Regions from separate parts of the Homo sapiens genome. Here region 1 is linked to region 2. Evidence: chromatin contacts called from ENCODE Hi-C data. All regions are on one chromosome and are shown on one strand. Each heading gives the region's core, a stretch centred on a gene start or an enhancer-like site at or near the end of the contact. The rest is flanking DNA. Distances are from core to core; before and after follow the strand shown. Region 1 holds the start of PAFAH1B1 (platelet activating factor acetylhydrolase 1b regulatory subunit 1). Region 2 holds the start of HIC1 (HIC ZBTB transcriptional repressor 1).

Region 1 (4,177 bases), core at 278-2,777, 540 kb before region 2:
ACTGCCACTTAAGGAAAGAGGGAGGGGGGACCTTGGCATGACATCGCCCATTGAGAACGAGACCACAAATCTGGTCCTCCTCTTCAAAGGCGTATTTTCTTAACCAAAAGACTGATATAAATTGGGCCCAAACCCCAAAAGAAAATTTCCTGCCCTCTTCCCAAGGAGTTTCTTGCTAAGTCACTGAAGAAAGGTAGCATAACATATAAAGCTATGGTACCTTGCTCTCTCCTACTAAATACGGAAAACCTCTTCCCCTCTACTGCTACGTTTAGAGGTGCAGAGTCAAAATGTGTCGACCACCTCAAAGGCATTTTCTCATGTGGGAGGCTAAAGAGGGTAAATATGCAGAGGCACTGCGTTTCCCAAAGGGGCAGGGAGATGAGATTAGACGAAGGGGAATGGCAGGGAGCCTCGAAGCTGAATGTTAACAGCATCAAAAGGCAACTCCCGACCGAGGAGCCGGTGGCAGAAAGAAAATCCTGCCAGATTCGGTGGGTGGATGCTGCGGATTGCTCGGTGGGCCGGGCTGCCTCTCCTCGGCGGGTGCTGAGGCTGGACCGCCGCACCGGGGGCCAGGGAGACGGTGGGCCACCCTCCGCTGGTCAACCCCATCTTAAGGACCAGTCGGGGACGGAATGCCTGGAAGGCCCTATGAGTGCCCCGGCGGCGCGGGGCTGAGCCGGTCCCCGAGCCGATAACTGAGGGTGGGGTGGGGACTGCGGTGCTCGTCTCCGCGGCCGGGGAGAGCAGGGCCGATCCTTTTCCCCAAGATCAGAGAGCTACCTGGTCCCCACGCCCTTCCAACCCAAGAATACTTTTCTTGCTAAGTCACCGAGGGAGGAGGGCGATCCCTTCTTGGGGAGGGCCGCGGGGCGGGGGTCGCAGAGGCGCCGGCAGCCCCCAAAGCCGGGCCCGGGAGGAGAGGAGCGAGGGCAGCGCCCTCCCCGGACAGTCCCCCTCCTCCGGGTCTCTCACTCAACGGCCGTCGCGGCCGCCATTTTGAGAGCGAGGAGAGAAGAAGAAGGAGGAGGCGGCGGCGGAGGCAGGGGGAGGGGAGAATGGGAGGGAGGGGACCGGCGCAGCCACATCGTCAGGCCGCCGGGTCCGGCCTGCAGCCGCCCGGGCGCGGTGGAGGAGACAGAGGGGAGGGCGCAGACCCGCGCCGCCTTACCGGAGCGCTGCACCGCCGCCTCCGCAGGGCCTCTTCCGTCCTTCACTCCCATCCACCGGCGGGGGAGGGGGAGGGAGAGGGGAGGGAGGAAGGAGGGAGGGAGGGAAGGAGGGGGGAGGATGGCGCGCTGGGCCCGGGCCCGGGGAGGGGGAGGGGAGGGGAGCGGGCGGGCTCCTCAGCCGTTCCGGGGCTCGAGTCCAAGCTCGGCGCTCGCGGTTTCTCTCGCTCGCGCCCGAGCGCTCCCCTCCTTCTCCTTCTCGCTCCCTAGACTCCCGTGTCGCTGCTCCTCCGCTCGCTCACTCGCTCTCCCGGCCGCCGGACTCCGCCGCCGCCCCGCCGCTCCAGCTCCGTCTGTCACAGGAGCTGCCCCAACGCCCTGACGTCACCGCGCCGCCGCCGCCGCCGCCGCCGCCGCCCCAGACCCGCCAGGAAGAGGGAGGGGCGGGCGCCGGGAGCGGAGGAGGGGCTGCGGCGCATGCGCCGGGCTGGGCCGGGCCGGGGCCGCGCTGCCTTCTAGCGGGCGGGCGGCTGAGCGGTGCCACCCGGCCGGCGGGCGAGTCTGCGTGCGAGGTGCTGCTTCTCACGCTCCGCACGCTTCTGTTAACCTTGGGAGAGGCTCTTTTTTCCCAGCCCCTCGTCTGACTTGCGGCCCCTTCTGAACTCTGGCTCTGCTCACCTCGCTGCCCTGCTTTTGCGCTCATGCGGCCGACCGCGGCGTCCCGTTGGCACCGTGTGTGGCGGGCCCCGGGAGGCGCGAGAGGCAGCGGGGCCCGGCCACCTACCGCCCCTTTCTGCCTCCGGCCTCCGAGATGATTTCCCAGTTTGGGGGGGAATGAGGGAGGGGAGTAGGCTGGCTGGCTTGGGAGGAGGAGCTGTTGAGGTTAAAAGGCAGATGGAATGCTGTCATTGTCTTGATTTGTATTATAGATTCTTAATTGGGAGGACTCGCTTTTGGATATGATTCAGCTATTCTTCTCCTTAGTCACACACAGACATCAGAGTCTCTCCAGGTCTCGAAACGGATGCCCAAAGAAAGGCCTGGAACTGTATCCCTATAAGGGATGTCTGTGTGTGTTTGCTAAATTATGGATTGAAATATTGATGACAAGAGTCGTCTTGGGGATTTGTAGTTAATTTATTCCACACAGATACCTATGATTTTTCTTTTCTTTTCCTTTTTTTTTTTTTTTTTTTTTTGAGACGGAGTCTCGCTGTGTCGCCCAGGCTGGAGTGCAGTGGCGCGATCTCGGCTCACTGCAACCTCCGCCTCCCGAGTTCAAGCGATTCTCTGCATCAGCCTCCCGAGTAGCTGGGAGTACAGGCACTTGCCACCACGCCCAGCTAATTTTTGTTTTTTGTTTTTGTTTTTGTTTTTGAGATGGAGTCTCGCTCTGTCGCCCAGGCTGGAGTGCAGTGGTGCAATCTCCACTCACTGCAGGCTCCGCCTCCCGGGTTCACGCCATTCTCCTGCCTCAGCCTCCCGAGTAGCTGGGACCACAGGCGCCCACCACCACGCCCGGCTAATTTTTTTGGTATTTTTAGTAGAGACGGGGTTTCATCATGTTGGCCCGGATGGTCTCGATCCCTTGACCTCGTGATCCGCCCGCCTCTGCCTCCCAAAGTGCTGGGATTACAGGCGTGAGCCACCGTGCTCAGCCGACCCTTGATTTTTAAAAAGCGAGATTTGGGGTTCTGAATAATTCAATATGGGCTATTATTTTAATAACAGGTTTAAATGAGATTATCTTATCATTCATTTGTATTGTCCAAGGAAGCTTTTTTCTTGAAACAGGCTTAAGCTTATGTGTACTGATTTTATTGCGTCACTTTATGTAGGTAAATATATATATATATACTGCATTTGAGAAGCAGCAGAGTTAACGAAAGAGACAACTTAGGTGTAAATCCTGGACCCCGCACTTGCCAGAAGCGCGACCTGGGGCAAATTACCATACCTCTCTTTGGCCTCAGTTTCTCAATAAAAGACACCTAATAACTAACCCGGCTTTTGTGAGAATTACAGAGGAGGTGCAGCCTGTGTAAAGTATCTTAGTTTCGTGGGGACTTATAGGTAACTCATGTAAACATTACTGTTGCTTGATACCAAAACAAGTTTCCTTTGTTCAAGAAAGGTTATCTCTGCCAGGCACAGGTTGCTAACCCCTGTAATCCCAGCAATTTGGGAGGCCAAGGCAGGGATGGGGAGGTTGGGAGGGGGGCCGTGGATCACCTGAGCCAAGGAGTTGGAGACCAGCAGGTGCAACATAGTGAAACCTCATCTCTACAAAAAAATTTTAAAAATTAGCTAAGTGTGGTGGCACATGCCTGTAGTCCCAGCTACTGGGGAGGATGAGATGGGAGGATTGCTCAAGCCCTGGAGATCCAGACCAGCCAGGGCAACAAAGCAAGATCTCATCTCTAAAAACAAAAAAAGAAAAGAAAAACAGCCGGGCGCGGGGACTCACGCCTGCAATCCCAACACTTTGGGAGGCTCAGACAGGTGGATCACTTGAGGTCAGGATTTCGAGACCGGCCTGGTCAACATGGCGAAATGCCATCTCTACTAAAAACACAAAAATTAGCCGGGCATGGTGGTGTGTGCCTGTAATCCCAGCTACTTTCGGGACTGAGGCATGAGAATCGCTTGAAGCCGGGAGGCGGAGGTTGCAGTGAGTCAAGATCATGCCACTGCACTCCAGCCTAGGTAACAAAGCCAGAGTCTGTCTCAAAAAAACAAACAAAAACAAAAACTTTTAATTAGCTGGGTGTGGTGGCGCATGCCTGGAGTCCTAGCTACCCAGGAGGCAGAGGCAGGCGGATCGCTTGAGCCCAGGAGGTCCAGGCTGCAGTGAATCATGGTCATGCTACTGCACTGTATCCTGGGCAGACTGGACCCCCATCTCTAAAAATAGGCTGGGATCAGTCGTTCAAGGCTGTAATCCCAGCACTTTGGGGTGCCAAGGTGGGAGAATCTCTTGAGCCCAGGAGTTGGAGAGCAGCTTG
Region 2 (3,590 bases), core at 20-2,519:
CAGTGACCCTTTTGGAGACAGTTACCCGATTTAAGTAAAATGTCCGCTTCAGGAAAAGTCATTCAGGGCGGAGAACTTTACCCAAGTAGGGAGAAAGGGAGCCGAGGAACCAGCGCCTCCCGCCTCGGGAGAAGTTGCCCCAGTTGGGGGAAGTGATACGGAGGAGGGGAGCGCGGTGCCCGCCCTGGCGCCGCCCTGGCCGGGGGCTGTCAACCCTCGGTCGGGGCCCGGGCGGCGGCCGCGCGGGGAGCGGAGGCAGCGGCTGCCGTGGCGGGCAGAGCGCGAAGGCCGGGCCCGGCGCGGGGAGGGCGTTATATCGGGGCAGGAGGCTGAGGCAGGAAGCAGGTGGGGGGGAGGGGGGAGCCACGCAGCTCCCAGGGGAGGGAGGGGGCAGCGCCCCGGGCGGGCACGGCGCACAGCCGGCTGCGGCCCTGACCCGGGCCTGCGCCCCACCCGCGTCCCGGCCTCGGCCTGGGCCCTACACGCGCGGGCCCGGCGCCTCCCTCCGCGGCTCCCCCGGCCCCTTCTCCCCCGGAACTCCGCCGCCCCAAACTTGGGGAAAAGTTTTCCAACTGCAGACAGGGCGGGAGGAGTGCGCCGGCCCCAGGCCCTCGGCTCGCAGCTCTTCCTCGCGGCCCCCAAATCCGGCGGCAGAGCCCGGAGCCGAGCCCTGAGCTCCCCTGCCCGCTGCTCGCCCGCCCGACCCCGTTCCCCTCCTGGCCCGCGGGGCCCCGCGGCCCGTTACCTGCGGTCCCGGCGGGCCGGGCTCCCCTCCCCGCGGCGGTGGCAGCTCTTAGCCGATGCCCCACCCGCCGCTGCCAGGCCCCGAGCTGTGCCAGGGCAGCGCCCCTGCCAGCCCCGCCCGCCAGCTCCCCTTCCCTTCCCTTCCCCTCGCCTCTCCAGCCCATGTGCGGGCAGAGCCGGCCCCGGGCCGCTGACCCCGCCGTGAACCCGGCGCGGAGCCGCGGCCCGGTGGTCCTGAGTCCGAAAGGGACGACACCCGGAGCCCTGAACGCCAGCCGCCAGCCGCGATGGGGCACCCGCGCCAGAAGATGCACCCGAGGCGGCCGACGCACGAGGACCGGGCTGTCCCGGGTCCCCCGTCCCTCCCGGTCCCCGGCTCGAGGACCCACCTGGGGGGCATGTCGAAAGCCCCGGGCCCGGCTGACGGCGGATCCAGGGGGGACGTGGCTGCGCTGCCCTCCGCCCGCCGGGCCCCCGGTCGGTCTGTCCTGCTGGTCCGTCCTCCCCGCGTCCTGGTCGCGTCTCAGCCCCGCCGCGCTTTCCGCACACTCTTATCTGGAGCGGCCCGGGCCGGCGGGCGCTGCTGCGGCTATGGCGCCACCTCGCGGGCGCGCAGGGCTCTGCGCGGCAGGCCGCTGCCTTCCTCCCGCGCACCTGAGCTGGAGGCGCACAGATGCTGAGCCCGCGGGGAGGGGCCCACCCTACCCGCAGGTTCGCCCTCCCACCTGTACCCACCTGGGACCCCGACCCCGGACACGCGAGTCCCAGAAACCCTGGGGCTTTGAGCTGAGCGCTCCCATGTACGTATTTCTAGGCACACAGCCCCAGTTCGGAAAAGTCCTGCCCGCGAGCACGGGACTCGGGTGGTGGGGGAGAGGTTATCCTGCGCAGGAGTAGCCGAGCTCTCCTGGAACTCCCCGTAGACATTACTGTACGGCACTGTCCACTTGGACGCACTCCCCAACACACCCACCCTCACTCAGGCGCATGGATTCGGTGTGCGCGGCATAAACTGATTTGTCCCCAGCCCTATCCAGGCACTGATACTAACAGGCGCTCATGTTTCCAGAAGCACACCCGCCCCTTCCCGCAGCCCTAGCGCTCTGGGATACTCCAGGGGCAGCCACGTAGGGCCCTCCGGGAACCTGGGCAGAGGTGTTACCCACACAGCCCGCCCTGAACTTTCGGGTCTCCTAAAGGAACCCACGACGAGTCATCAGGGCGACTGGAAGTGGCTGGACAGCGCCTCCGGGGGGTCCAAAGAAGTAACCATGGGGCCCTAGAATCCCCCTGTACGCCGTTTTGAAGAATCCCGCGTGGACTTCTTCTCCAACCCACCCGCCCGAAGGAAACAACAGGGGCGCCTGCGGCTGGGACCCCGCAAGGTCCCGCGCCCCACGTGAAGGTCAGGTTTGTGTGGGTGACGTCTCTTCTGGGAGAAAGGGGACCCCGCACTGTCGCGCCGCTGCTCGCAGTACTACTCCGGAAGTGGCCCCGTGCAGCCCCGCCGCGCACCAAGCCTCCTGCGAACGCCGGATCTCCGCGGCCCACGCTCCGCCTCCGCCCCGCACCTCCTGACCCCCGCCCACACACGGCGTGGAGCGGGGGGGGGGGGGGTCCCCGAGAACTCCGCCGCTTCCGATTGGCTGCGCCTCCCTCCACCGCGGAGCGCGAGGGGCTGGGGCGCTGCGTTACCATGGCAACCGGTGAGGTGCGCCCAGATCCTGTCCCTCCGAGGCCTTGGAGAGCTTAGCAACCGCGCTCGCCGCCCCCCGCGCTGTCCTCTGGCCCCCATGGCCCCGCCAGAGGTACCGGCTGAGTCACCGGGCGAGGGGCAGCGGGCGCGGCTACCAGCGGCCCCCGAGCGACACCAAGGTCTCGGGCGCCCCCCGGAGGCTCCCTTTGCTGCGCAGGCGACTTCACGGCTTCGGTGCCTGGCGGAGGCTTCGGTCCAAACGAGTCCGCCTGATTCCCGCCGCTGCCTGAGTCCGCCCCATGTTCTGGATCCATCTTACCCACTCCCTCTCCCATGTCTCCCCATAGCATCCTCACTTTAGAAGCAGTGAGGTCCCAAAGAGGAAAACGGAGGCCTCCGGAGCTGCCGGTCTCTAGGGAAGGCGGACCCCGACATCTCGCCCGAGGGACGTGCTGCGGCCTGAGGTGGAAGTTACGGAGTGTTGAGGGGAGGTGGAGAGGCTCCTCATAAGTGCTCCTAGAGCTGGGCTTTGACGGATGAATAGGAGTTCTTCTACCGAGCAGGAAGGCATTTGTGAATAACAGAATCCCTGGAACAAAGGCTAGCGGCAAGAAAACTGGAGCTCTAGTAGGCCAAATCCAGACTATGCAGGGCCTCTCTGACCCCATCTCTTTTATCTTTTCTCTTTTTGATAGAGTCAGATCCCCCACCCCCGACTTCCAAAGAGCCCCTCCGCCCCATGTATCTTGTGCAGTGGAGTCTGTGCATTGCTAACCTGCCCCAGGGGTCTGCTGTGCCCACAGTCTTTATTCTTCAGCGTTCCCCCACATCCGCTCCCCAAGTTAACTTACTGCCCCTAACCCCATCCTCAAGCCCTCATTGCTTCTGTAAGGGAGGGTCTCACAGCCCTGCCCCAGCCCAGGCCCCTAACCCCATCCTCAAGCCCTCATTGCTTCTGTAAGGGAGGGTCTCACAGCCCTGCCCCAGCCCAGGCCCCTAACCCCATCCTCAAGCCCTCATTGCTTCTGTAAGGGAGGGTCTCACAGCCCTGCCCCAGCCCAGGCCCCTAACCCCATCCTCAAGCCCTCATTGCTTCTGTAAGGGAGGGTCTCACAGCCCTGCCCCAGCCCAGGCCCCTAACCCCCTCCTC

What was found. Hi-C counts contacts between places; a loop is a spot of excess contacts on that map. Pooled maps may share reads with other maps.
Region 1: a pooled map shows a loop between it and region 2 (9-fold over the local background). The contact joins the promoter of PAFAH1B1 here to the promoter of HIC1 in region 2. A Hi-C loop is called at or near these places in 2 of 37 single-sample maps with no recorded cell type and 12 of 50 pooled maps.

The regions. Positions count from the first base shown.
Region 1 is chr17:2,591,004-2,595,180 of GRCh38, reverse strand. It overlaps PAFAH1B1 (platelet activating factor acetylhydrolase 1b regulatory subunit 1), which reads right to left and starts at 1,527. Exons shown (of 11, transcript NM_000430.4): 1 at 1,175-1,527. RefSeq lists silencers at 679-728, 789-848, 1,259-1,488, 1,539-1,758 and an enhancer at 1,593-2,321.
Region 2 is chr17:2,052,782-2,056,371 of GRCh38, reverse strand. HIC1 (HIC ZBTB transcriptional repressor 1) reads right to left here and starts at 1,269. Exons shown (of 2, transcript NM_006497.4): 1 at 1,134-1,269. RefSeq lists silencers at 176-295, 346-755, 796-845, 986-1,485, 2,236-2,705.